Linked DNA regions of Homo sapiens: region 1 is linked to region 2. A link is an interaction called in ENCODE POLR2A ChIA-PET data of the cell type or tissue named here. Cell type or tissue: GM12878. All regions are shown on one strand. Each heading gives the region's core, and the rest is flanking DNA. Links, peaks and the distances in the headings are about the cores only.

Region 1 (6,512 bases), core at 1,056-6,055, 250 kb after region 2:
TCTAGAACAGAATTGTTTCTTGCACATTCCTTAGGGAAGTACATGCAAGACCAATGGTCAAAAGAAATTCTCCCAAAGGGTACATCTCTGAATAAGTTGTGCTCTCACTCCACAGAGCATGGAGTCTTGCTGACTGCCTCTGAAAGGTATACAGCACAGACTTTGATCCAAAATCCCTTGTATTTTATTTTCCTTTCTCCTCTTCCCAAAACAAAGAAGCTTTATATTGTAGTTTCCTTATTTTCCTTCACCACTCTATATGGGGAATATTTTAGGTGGTTAAATGTACCATCTGGATTTGGAGTTTTCTTCATTTTCACTAATATCTAACTAAAATTGAGCATTTCTTTCAAATATCATTGCAGGCAAGAGGCTGAGGTGGTATTAGCAGTACTGGTCACCAGTGAATTGCAGATATTTTTATATCATGTGAGACTTGTGGTAGATATCTCATAATGCCATTCATGGTCATCACTTTTGAAATTGTAGTATTACTGGATTTACTACTAGATCTTGCTATTTAATGCATCAATCAAGAAGTACATACATCTCTATATCATGAATTTGTTTTATAATGTTTTGCGAAATATATTTCAAGCATATTTTATTTTCTTCGATTAAATACATGATTCTGAAAAGGGATCCATAGGCATCACTAGACTACCAAGTAGTTTATGGTACAGAAAGTTTAAGAAACCCTGATGTAGATGGAGGTAACTGGGCTATAAAGACCTACATTCATATCTGCCCCCAGAAACAGTAATCTAAGACTTGGATTTGAACTTAGTATCTGGAAAAGACTTTGGCTTCTCTCCCTCTAGGAGGGGAGTAAATACACATTTATTGTATGTGGGACTGATGTATTAAATGGGGTGGGGACATTTTTAAAGTAATGTATATGAATTCTGGGTAGCCAAAAGATAGAATGTAGTGGGTATCTCTGTTAGTCCTACTTTCTGAGACTCTTTCCCTCTTTCCTCTGAAAATGTAATTCCTTTTTCCTTTGGGGAACTAAGGTTTAGTTGGGTCTAATGACATTCCATCTCCTCCCCTCTGACCCCTGTGTAAAGGGTGAAGAGGTGAGCTAGGCTTGCCCAGTCAGATTAATTTATCCCCCTGGCCAGAATCATCAGTTCAGAGCACAGCACATGTCCCCAAACAGACCTCTCAGAACAGACCTTCCCTGAGATATTCTTGCTGAAATAATCTGAGATTTTCTTGGAGATGATGAGTTATACAAAGAGACTGGAGGTGCTTTAAGCAATTTCCCAGCTCAGGGATGAAGCTGTTTTCAGTAGGAGAGAATGAGGGCAAGGAAAAGAAAGCAAGGACAAGCTAAGAAAGGGGCCAAAGAAACATAACCACATTAAATTCAGTTCCTTGAATAAATAAGTCCCGCTCAGTTTGCGTTTTTGCTAGTTTAAAATGAGTCTCTGTCACTTGCAAGCAGAAGATTCCAGACTCATACATTCAGGGAAAAAGAGAGAGAGAGAATTTGTGTGCATGCGTGTGGGTGTCCTATTCCAGCAGGGATTGAGAATGATTAAGAATTGGATTTCTATATATTTGGTAGTGACATGTTTATTGTTTTTATTTTTGTTTTTTTTTTTATAGTTGAAGAAATGAACACACAGCAATCATATAATCCTCCCAATGTTATACAGATAGAAAGTGACAGACCCAGGATTTGATCTATTTTATTCTCAAGCCCATATTGTATGTGAACTCAAACGAGATAATGGGATAAGAAAAACAGCCTTGAGCACTTGGGTTCCCCAGACTTATCTGGTGTTTGGTCTGGTGGGTTGGAAGGATGGGTGGACAAAGCATAGCAAGAAATCCCCTTTCTCGGGGATTCCTCCAGCAACAAAGGCTCTTCTTCCTTTCGGACTTTCTCCCTGTAGCCTAGTGCTGGAGGCCTGATCTTACAGCATCATGCAATGTGATGTCTAAGGGCTTTGGAAGTCTAGGCTCTGTCACCTTTTTGGTCATGCTTTCAAAACTTGAAATCCCATTCTCTAGTTACTCGCTGTATCATTTCAGCCTTAAGTCAATGAATGCTGCTGATTGAAATGGATGATTCCTTTTGAAATATGGGGATTCCTTTCATTTTTCCTTTCTTCCTTTCTCCCTTTTTTCTCTCTCCTTTCCTTCCCCTCCTTCCTTCCCTCCTTCCCTTGCACCTACCCTCCCTCCATCTGCTCGTCCTTCCTTCCTTCCTCCCTCCCTCCTTCCCTCCCTCCCTCCCTTCCTTCCTTCCTCCTTTTCAAACTGTGTACTTATTTACTTTTTCATTATGTTTTATCAGATATCTCTCTGTGTTTGCAGTGGGAGCATGGTCCTTGTTAGCTCAGTCCACCAAGTTATTGAAACATCACATATCTCTCCCACTCCAGCCTTCCACCCCTATTCTTGTTGATTCAGTCATACTGCCTTCATCCTCACTTTAAGGAAACCTGAATCATGAGGGTTATAGGTGCAATATCAGTGATGAGTTTGGAGAAGAGGGATTCTGTGGCCTGGGACTGCCTTAGGATAGATTCTGATCCAGAGATGGCGAGTCTGGTCCTGCCTCTCTCCTGAGAGGCACTGCACACATCAGCTGAATCCTTTCTGTTATGAGAAACTCTAATTAATGCATGTGCTGATTTGTTCTTCCCTGCTGAGGATGTTGGATTAATGATTACTGGGTGCCACATATGTTATCTCTTATGTATCTTTAATAAAAATAACAATGGCTACAAGTTACAGTAGCTTTACTGTGTTCAGCAGCCCTGTGCTGTCTTCCATATTCATTCTTTCATTTATCCCTCCCCCACCCTACGAAGTCACTATTGAGCATTATTTGCTTCACTGTACAGAGGAAGGAACTGATGCTCAAAGAATTTCAGTAAATTTCTCAAGGTCACGCTGCTAGAAAGAGGTAAGGTGGGTTGCACACCAAGGCTTGTTTGATTTCATAGCACTTAACCACTTGCCATCGTGCTGTTAGGTTTTAATGTTAAGGGGAAGTGAGAAATTTAATAATAGAACTTGGGCAAGGTAGCAATAAAAATGAGGTAGTGCTGTTGCATCACTCTTACAACTACCCTTCTTGCAATCCCCTTGCCTTTACATTTCAGAGGTGCTTGGAATGCTGATGGAGTTGAATCAGCAAGAGGGCCTGACTGAGAAGGCAGAGGATTTCTGACTCCACAGTTGGCCTTGCCAAGTTGGAGGTGCCCTTCCTGCCTCAACATCCACCAACTAACTACCAGAGAGCTTTGGGGTGTGATGTAGAGGGGAAGAAGGGGAAAGGTGTGGTGTGGAGAGGGGATGGAGTGGGATGAGGTGGAAACCCTGGCTGGTCTTGAGGGCTAGAAACCAACGAGCTCTGTGACCTTGGGGATGTTCCTTAACCTCTCTGGGCTTACTCCTGCTTTGTACCACAGCGAGTTTAAGCTATGTTTGCTGCTAGTTCAGGCAGTCCATGATGACATGATTTTTAGGAGGAGAAAACAGAGACAGATGTGCTGGAAGACACAGGCTCAGAAAGTTTCCGAGCCAGCCAGTCCCACATGAATGCCTACCACTCCAACGTTGTGTCAGTTCCCCTTTGGCTTTCTGACACTGCCTCGTGTCACCATATGGTTCCTGTTAACTGTTAGTGATCAACAGTCAGCTGCATCTAGAGCTTAGCTCCAACATGGGGGGGAGGAGTTTTGGTTCAGGAGTCAGACTGCCTGGGCTCATGTTCTCACGTCGTTGCTTACTTTCTGTGCGTTAGTTTCCTCATCTGTGAAAAAGGGAGAAATAATGGTGCTTTTCTCATGGGGTTCTCTGAGGACTGAAGGATATATTCATGTAAAATGATCTACCTGCTTCATTTGGTGCCAGGTACATGGGCCTACTCCTTCAATGTTAGTAATTACTAGCAGCAATTCAATCAGCAAACATTTGCAAGTCGTCTTCTAAAGCAAACCCCACAGGTAAGTGCTGTAAGGGACACAGAGAGGCATAGCCATGCCCCTTGATCCAGAGCTACATGTTGTGATCACCAGATACAAATGCTGAGGCAGAGTTCTGGGTATGAGATGTCTGTGGGGGATCAACACCTGTGAAAAGAAGGGGGAGAAATAAAAACTCTGCAAAGAAGGACCTGGAACTGTGTGTGATGCAGACCCAACGAAGCCTCCGCCAGTCAGGCAAACTCTGGAACAAAGACTGTCCTCAGAGGGTACAACACCAGACCAAAATGGCCAGGTTTCTACAGCCCTGCCTTGCTCACTAAACCAGACATGGGCCACCCCAGAAAGGACATGACAAGGCCAGTCTCAGCGTTTAGGCAGACTCTGAAGGGGCTGACAACTGGAAGCTGTCTGCAGAGCTGGACATCAAGTCCTTCCTTGAAGGGGGATCTAGGCAACACAATTGAATGCCCACCACACTCAAGGAGTTTATAAATAGTCAAAGGAATAGGCAGAGGACTAAAACAGATCACAGACTGTCCCTGGAAAAGTTTCCAGAGCTTGGCTGAGCTGAGAGGTTATTTGCCCAGGGCTGCCAAAGACAAACTTGTGACAGGGAGAACACAGGTTCTTGTAGAGAATGGGTGGGAAAGCATTAGATCTGTGCCCATGCTACACCAGAGATGGCAGATTGAAGGTCTACCTAGAGAAGTTAAGCCCAGGGTTAGAAACCTGGGAGATGGGGGCCTGGAAGAAGAAAAAGCCAGGACACACATTTTATACATGATTTTATGAATTTGGGTTAATTGAGTGGCAGGCATGAAACTTCCAAAACATGAGCACGTGTCCTGCCCAAGGTGAAGGCCGTGGGTGGGTGCCTGCTGCATGGCACAGTGGAGAACCTGAAGTCCTAAGGGCTGGACAGAAGCCTGATTAAAGACCCAACTAAACAGGTGTTAGGGGGGAGGAACCAAAAACACTATATGGCTCTTGTAAAATGCGAGTAAGTAAAAGTGAATCTAGATTCTCAAACCAGAGGAAAATTAATAAAAATGGCTCCATACCCTCTCTGATTCCCAATGTGTCTCATTCAGTGTGTCTCACTCGTGTCTCCTCAATGTGTTTGTCTAGCACAGTTCTTCATCTATTGTCTTTGCACCACGGTCTTGACCACCATGATGATCTCAACATATTAAAAAGGCTTACTTTGAGGGAATGTGCTGAGTGTAGGTGGTGGCTTCCCATTTTGGCCCTCAAAAATTTGGAGATGCAGCCTGGAGGCATGTTGGGGAGAGCCTGGAATGCCCAGACAAAAAGGATACACTTACTTCAGCCAGAATTTTCAAGTCACTGAAAACTTTGTAATCGGGGGAGGGATGGAGAAATTCGACCTGGGCAGGATCCATTTGCCAGCAGTGTCCAAGGTATTCTGGAACAGTGGGAGGTAGAAGGTAGACACCTAATACTGAGGGCTGGCTGTATTAGTCTGGGAGGAGAAGGAAAGGGTCCTAAGCTAGGAGGGTGGCAGTAGGGAAGAATGCTTGGGTAGTAGAGACAATGCAAGATACCCATGTTTCTGAATTTGGTGTCAAAGAAAATGGTGGGTCTTTCTAAAGGCAACAGAGGGGTCTGGAGGAAGAGCTGGCTTATGGGGAGGTGGGGTAAAGGTAATTAGAGAGAGAGAGAGAATAGGAGCAGAGCATTTCTTTTGCTTATGAGATGCTAATGGGAGGAAAACTTAGGATTTTGTATGCAAACTCTAGGCTGGGTTGCCAGAAGCAGACCCTAGGATGAGGATTTGCAAGCAAGTGAATGGTGAAGAAGCCCTCCCAGGGGAGACCTGCAAAGAAGGAGGGGAAGTAGGGAAAGAGAAAGGAAGAAGCTGGGCAAGGGCACACTCAGGTGAGTTGCAGCCTTAGCCCAATCTGCAGGGGAGTTCTGGAGGGTAAATTGTGCCTCAGAATTGCCCCACTATGGGTAAAAGAGCTAGGTTTCATGCATCTGCCTCCAGCAGTCAATGACGGAGAGTCACCCAGGTACTTCCAGTTCCCTGCAAATGCGTGCAAAGTGGCTCCCTACTTTTAGTCTGGGGGCTGTCCTCCCGAAGCAGAGCATAGGTGCTAGGTGTTTGAAGTAAGAGCACAGTGAAGGGGGCAGAGTACGCAAAGGATCAACAGGGATCCAAGGGGGTCTGAGTGGAGCACTAACACTATCTGCTATTACAATCAACGCTGTCTTGAGAAAGAAGAGTGGCTTGCCAGTGAATGTTCTGGCCTGGCTGGTCCTTGCTCTCCTCCAACCATCTGCTACTTCAGTGAATAGGGTTTGGGAGCCTGGGTCGATGTGTTTGCAGACTTCATGTTAGATTCACCTTTTGCCATGAAGAAGGGGAAGCCAGAAAGTGTTTCTCCATGTGGAGCACCCAGTGGGCTAGATTGTGCCCTGGCAGTTGGCACATCCCTGAGGCTCTGATTTGGGGGGCGGGGAGCCTGTAGAGGGCTCTGAGTTTCAGCCCATTATTATTTTCAGTGCTGTGGTTTCTGAGACAGCCATTAGTGCATTGGC
Region 2 (6,512 bases), core at 984-5,983:
ATGACTGTTTTGTGAGCTCTAACGGTCCTAATAGAAGTGTTTTCTGTTAAATCTTTGTGGATAAAGGTCAGGGAAGGAGTTGCAGTCGGAGCCTACAGACCTATATCTGTTCTAATCAATACAGTGTCATAGTTAAACAAATGGACTTTGGAATCAGACAGCTCTGAGTACATATGCCAACTCTGCCATTCACCAGTTATATGACCTTTGACAGGTTATCTCTCGTGGCCTGTTTCCTCATCTACAAAATGAGGATTATAGGAAACCTACCTAGGTTGGGTGTGATGGCCCACACCTGTAATCCCAGCATTTGGAGAGGCTGAGGCGGGTGGATCATCTGCGGTCAGGAGTTCGAGACCAGCCTAGCCAACATGGTAAAACCCTGTCTCTACTAAAAAACACAAACATTAGCCACGTGTGGTGGTGCATGCCTGTAATCCCAGCTACTTGGGAGGCAGAGGCAGGAGAATTGCTTGAACCCAGGAGGTGGACCTTGCAGTGAGCCAAGACCACGCCACTGCTCTCCAGCCTGGGGAACAGAGAAAGACTGTCAAAAAAAAAAAAAAAAAAAGAAAGAAAGAAAGAAGAAAAATAAAAGAAACCTACCTCAAGGTTGTTATGAGAATTAAATGAGATAAAGTAGGTACAGCTCACAGCAGGGGTCTAACCAGTGCTTAATTATAGGAGCTGTTATGCTGTGGTCAAAAAAGACATAACTTGATCTGGGCTAGGAAATGACTAGAGATCTAGAGATGCAAAGAGTTGGGCTATGATCATGTAGGCAATTGTGAGTATCTCTGCTGTAGACACAGAGATGCATGGCTCAGATCCACCTCCAAGGGAAAGATGTACCCCAGCTGTCAGCTCTGTCAGTCACGGTTTGCCTCAGCTGCAGGAAGTGAGCTCAGTCTCAGAGTATGCCCTTGCCCTTGCAATGATGAATGAAAGTGTGGGTGGGGGATAAAGGTCCAACCACTTTAGCCCAACACAGGACCATTCCAAAGCCCCTCAGGGAAGGGAGAGCTAGCTTAGAGTTTGTCCAGCATGTGTCTTAGCTCAACTTCTTCCTGTACCCAATTCTGCTTTCCCCTCCTCCCTGCCATAGGTGTTGATCCCTCATAAACAGCCTTCACCTCAACTCCATTTCAGAGTCAATTTCAAAGAATTTAGCCTGTGACAAAGTCTGAAAGCACAGCTAAAGGATAACTCCTCAGACCCTACCCCTATCCTCCCCCACTTCCTTTGTTCATCCTTTTATCTTTCAATCTTATCCCTTTGTCTGTGTTTTGTACTTTCAATATTCAGAGCATTGAGTTTTAATGGCCTGTTGTACACAACTTGTCCACGAGCTGTCAGGTCGAGGCAAAAGCCTATTTAGACAAGTTGTCAGGTTGAAGGGGAGAGGGAAAAAAATCCTAAATCAATGTGTTTTCGCATGCAATCACACATGGGCTAATTTATCTGCAGCCACGTTCTACCCTGCCAGTTTGGCATAAGAGTCCTCAGTCAAGGGGGCTGCAAGTTGGCTGATTAACAGAGCGATTTTTATTGGGAGAAGGACAACACAATTGTTTTATGGTAATTATCACCATTTGAACCTGTGCACAAGCTCATGGGGAAGATGAAAGAAAAGGCTCTGTATGAATGATGAAGCAGCTAGAAACATATACAGGACAGAGGGCTAGAACTGTTTAGAATATTGACGTTGTATACCTTGTGTAAAGCCCCTGGAAGGCGACAGATTGGCTATTTTTTTTTTTTTTTTGAGACGGAGTCTCACTCTGTCGCCCAGGCTGGAGTGCAGTGGCGCTATCTCGGCTCACTGCAAGCTCCGCCTCCCGGGTTCACGCCATTCTCCTGCCTCAGCCTCCCAAGCAGCTGGGACTACAGTTGCCTGCCACCACGCCCGGCTAATTTTTTGTATTTTTAGCGGAGACGGGGTTTCACCGTGTTAGCCAGGATGGTCTCGATCTCCTGACCTCGTGATCCACCTGCCTCAGCCTCCCAAAGTGCTGGGATTACAGGCGTGAGCCACCGCGCCCGGCCAGATTGGCTACCTTTTTAAATAGCCCTTGTGCCTTATCTGTGGGACTGAGTGCAAGTATGTTCTGTTTTTAGAGTTGGGAAAACAGGAGGGTAGATTACTAGGTTGACTTACTTAAAGATAACAGCCAAGTCCATTTCAAGGCTGAGAACAGAGCCAACCATTCTGAAAGTGCTGAACTAGGCCATTAAACATTCTCCCTTACATTTCACAAAAACAACTAAATAGAAACAAAACACCAGAAATATAACCCTCAAAACAACACACACACACATGCTTGCACACACACACAGGAGATAGATTTTAGAGTTTTGTTGCCGTGATAATTTTAAATTTGAAACACACTGAAAACTACAAAATACATCCCAGGTGAATTGAAGACTTCAGCTGGGGAAAACACAGACTTTGGTATTTTCTCCTTTGATATTTGATAATTCTCTTTGCATCTTTGTCCATTCCCGCTGTCATAGCTGAGTTTAGGACAAGGACAGAATGAGATAAGTCTGTCACCGCAAGGTAGAAAAGACAAGTGGAGAGTGTAAAAATGGTTTGCAGACTGGAAATGTCTGTTTTAAAGGTTTGTGGTATATGATTAACTTTAAAAAATCTTGCTTAAATTGTTAAGAACAAATTCCTCCAGGTCTGCGGCGGTATCTGTGGCTAGAATTAGAAACACATAGTAATGGGGGCTATGACTTTTGGAGATCTTCCCACTTCTACTACTTTCTCTGCTTTTTATTTTTATTCCCTTTACAAGTAAGGATCATTAAATGATACCTCTCTCCTCATGGCTGGAGCAGAAGAGGGGAAGGGCACAGAGCAAGAGCATTTCTGACAATCATTTTGTTAAGAAAACCCAGGCTTAGAAATAAAAACAGCTTTCTTTCCCCAAAACCAAGAAGACAGATAAAAGTCTAGGCATTCTGGAACTCCTACCCAATTGAGAAATGCTTGCCCCAGAATGGAACATTAGAAAGCTGAGCTGCTGAGAACGCTTAAAACAGATCTCACAGGCAGGATTCCACTGTGCTTCCGCTTGTAGAATGTCTTAGAAAGACAGATTTTATAATTGAAAATAAAAACATTTGATATGTGAATGTAAAAATTTATTTTCCCCTTTGTAATGCCACCACAAAGTTTCGCTAAGGGAGGAAAGATCAATTCTCCATTAAAAAAAGATGTGCAAATTAAGCAAAGCATCATGATTCATTTCATCGTGATGGACTTAGAAGGATGAAACTGGCAATGGATTATAGAACCAGGTATCTCTCAGCTATAGCTTCACATATGAGCTCTTTTTTGGTTGTTTGTTTTTTATATCATCAGCTGGTTTCTCTCAATTTGCTAGAATTTTCTAGAAAAGAAGTTTTAGTCTCCATTTGATGTTTCTCTCAAAATCACAAATGATTTTTTTTGCGGGGGGGGGGACAGGGTCTCACTCTGTCATCCAGGCTGGAGTGCAGTTGCACTACATTGGCTCACTGCAACCTCTGCCTCTTGGGCTCAAGCAGTCCTCCCACCTCAGACTCCCAGGTAGCTGGGGCTATAGGCACGTACTACCACCCCCAGCTAGTTTTTGTATTTTTTGTAGAGACAGGGTTTCGCCATGTTGGCCAAGCTGGTCTCCAACTCCTGAGCTCAACTGATCTGCCCACCTCAGCCTCCTAAAGTGCTAGGATTACAGGCATGAGCCACTGCACCTGGCCAGATTTTTTTATTCAATAACCTATATGGTGTAGCCAGCATGTGTCAGGCACTGTGCTAGGCACAGGAAACACAGGGCTAAAAGACACAACCTCTGCTGTCAAACTGCATAGAGTCTAATAAAGGAGTAGGATAAAATGATAATGACTGGACAGTGTGGGGGTAATGAGAGCAAACACTCAGAGATTACTTTCTTCCAGGCACTTGTCTAAATGCTTACAGGTATAACATCATTTAATCCTCACCACAACTCTGTGAGGTAGGTGAGTACAGGCACAGAAATGTTAACTTATTTGCCAAAGGTCACACAGCTAGTAATTGACAGAGTCAGAATTCAAACGTAGGCAATCTGGTTCAAAGTGGGTGTTCTTCACCTCAACACTGGAGATGTGGCAGCCCCCTTGGGTTGGGTGGGATTGAGGTGGGCTTGGGGTGGGAGATCTCAAGGAAAGCTCTCCAGAAGAGATGACAACAGCCTTAAAAATACTTCCATTGGCTATGTTAAGATGAATGTGCATGATCACCCAACCAGTGTGCAGATTAGAAAGCTGAGAGTGAGGAGAGAAACAGAAAAAGAGAGAGAGAGAGAGAGAATCTTCCAGGACTTGAGAGAGAGAGAGAGAGAGAGAGAGAATTCTTCTAGGACTTCCAAGGCATGACTATATGGAAAAAGGGTCCACACTGCCTGAGAATACTGGTGCTGTAGGGCAGTATTTCCATAGCTGTTGTCTTGGAACCTTAATGCTCCCTGAGACAATAATAGGCAGTCTACAAAATAGGCTTCCAGGATCAAGTAAGTTTGAGAAATGCTGGAGTTCAACAAAGGTCAATAGGTTTCTTTACCTCTGAACTTGCAAGAGTCTTTAACATACTAATGTACACCATGAAACTCCGAGAGGTAAACAGAATTTGGCCACAAATCATCCCTTAACAGAAAGCTCTATGAAGCTCTTGTTCATAGAACAAGAGTCCCAGGAATAGTCTGGGAAATGCTGTCTTCCAGGAGGCACATAAGGGCTCAGCCTGTCCTGAATTCTGAGGCCTGCTCTGCTCCTTAGCTGGATGGTAACAAAAGCCCTGTGTCGGGTGGTGGGCAGTGGGTAGTGGGTGGAGGGTTTGGTGTTTAGTGTCTTCTTTTCTGTCAGTGCCCAAATTCCTGCCCAATTACTTAGACACTTTTCCTGGTTCCCTGACCTTTTGATCCTCAGTTTTTTGCTAAGGGCTGTAGACTCTTTCTTTGGTTCACCTGCCATGACCTGTGAAGCCAACCAGGAGCCAATTTTTCTAGACTTGACCTTTGAACATGAGGAACCTATTAGCCTAAACCTTCAAGTTGGCTTAGCTTCTCCTGACTGCACCTGCCCTGGCCCTTCCACTCCCTCCCTTCTAACTTTTTCTCCCTCCCTTCTTACCTTCCTTCCTTCAACATTTATGATTTGCATTCTATGGGAGCCACAGAGTTTTAGGGTTTAGCATGGTCACTTGCAATTTACAGTTCGTGTCAAAGTTCTGCAGTAGCTGGCCAAACTCAAGTCATGTGCCTGCTCCCTAGCTGGTAGGCTGAGGGGACATAATTCTTGTAAGAAGTATGTGGGAGAGGAAGGCTAGATTTGTAAAATATTCTTCAGATATGTTTTTCAAATACATGTAGATCCTATTGTAGTTAATAAAACATTGTGTGTAGATACTACTAGGATTCATACAATAGATCTTTATGTATACTGAATTAACATTGCTTTTGTCATTATGTATTTAAAAATCAATACATACTATAAATGCTATTGTCTTGTTGGTATCTATGAGTTTTTTGATGTTGAAAGGGGATTCTTTACACCATCCAAACCTCAGGCTTTAGAGTCAGCCAGACTTGGGTTCAAATCCCACTTTTGTCATAGATTAGCTGAGTGACTTTAGGCAAGTTGCTTAATTTTTAAAGCCTTAATTTCTTTACCTGAAAATGGAAATTGTCATACCTGCTTCATGAGTTTATGTGGCAATTAAAGAAAACAATGAATGTAAATCATCTACCAAATTGCATGGTTGTTCAATGATTGATTATTAACATTGTGGAAAAATAGGGGAAAAAGGAGGAGGGTTGCAAAAGAGCATTAGCATGAGCTAGCTGAAAATCACAGGGGCTGGAGGTACTAAGGGAGATTAAACACAGTCATATCTGTCATTACACATGTCCCACATCTTTGGCTCTTCTGAGGTTTTGCATAAACCCCTTAGCTGAATGAACAACCAATGTGAGAAGACACTTGTTATATTTTGCCTGTCCCACATCTGAGGCCCCTTCTTGTGTTCCTGAGTGGGGCTTAGTGAGAGACAAGGAGGTGGGCGGTGTCTCTTGTTTAGCAGTGACCATCCCAGTGGCAGTGGTAGCGTTCAGAGGTTGCCGTGCCTGGCACCATAACCAGGCTGGTCTTGCATCATGACCTTATCTGTGCTCGTGTTCTTCAGCTTCTTTTGGTCATCTCATTCTCTTGCTTTTTGTCAAGTCTGTGAGCTAACCAATAACCTACCAACAAATTCATCTTCAACTTTTGAATGACCTAGGAACAATTTCTGGTGTTTGCAACCAAGAGAGCTACCTAGCACATCCAGAATGTCCACCAATCTCATCTGGCTTGTCTTAGATATGTAGGCTCCAGATCTGATGGCCAATACCAGACCCTTTCTGCATAGCCCTATTCACATTGCAGAGACTTTGTGGATGACATTCTCTCTTGGTTCCATAGTCTGTCTTCCAGGGTGGTTGGTG

Evidence for each region. Peaks named below come from ENCODE experiments on the same cell type or tissue, not always from the same donor. Only the 100,000 strongest peaks of a DNase experiment are listed, where the experiment ranks them.
Region 1: POLR2A ChIA-PET joins it to region 2 with 5 read pairs; 2 of 35 experiments call an interaction of 5 or more read pairs at or near these places.

What each region holds. Positions count from the first base shown.
Region 1 is chrX:39,141,538-39,148,049 of GRCh38, forward strand. No RefSeq gene overlaps it. Among named protein-coding and RNA genes, the nearest start is that of LINC01281, 180 kb to the right of the region's middle. In GM12878, for the core only: no CTCF peak of the experiment used is centred there; DNase peaks (open chromatin) are centred at 2,943 and 3,644; H3K27ac peaks cover 1,047 bases.
Region 2 is chrX:38,890,959-38,897,470 of GRCh38, forward strand. The region is part of intron 1 of LOC124905177 (a long non-coding RNA gene); the gene reads left to right. Among named protein-coding and RNA genes, the nearest start is that of MID1IP1-AS1, 90 kb to the left of the region's middle. In GM12878, for the core only: no CTCF peak of the experiment used is centred there; no DNase peak of the experiment used is centred there.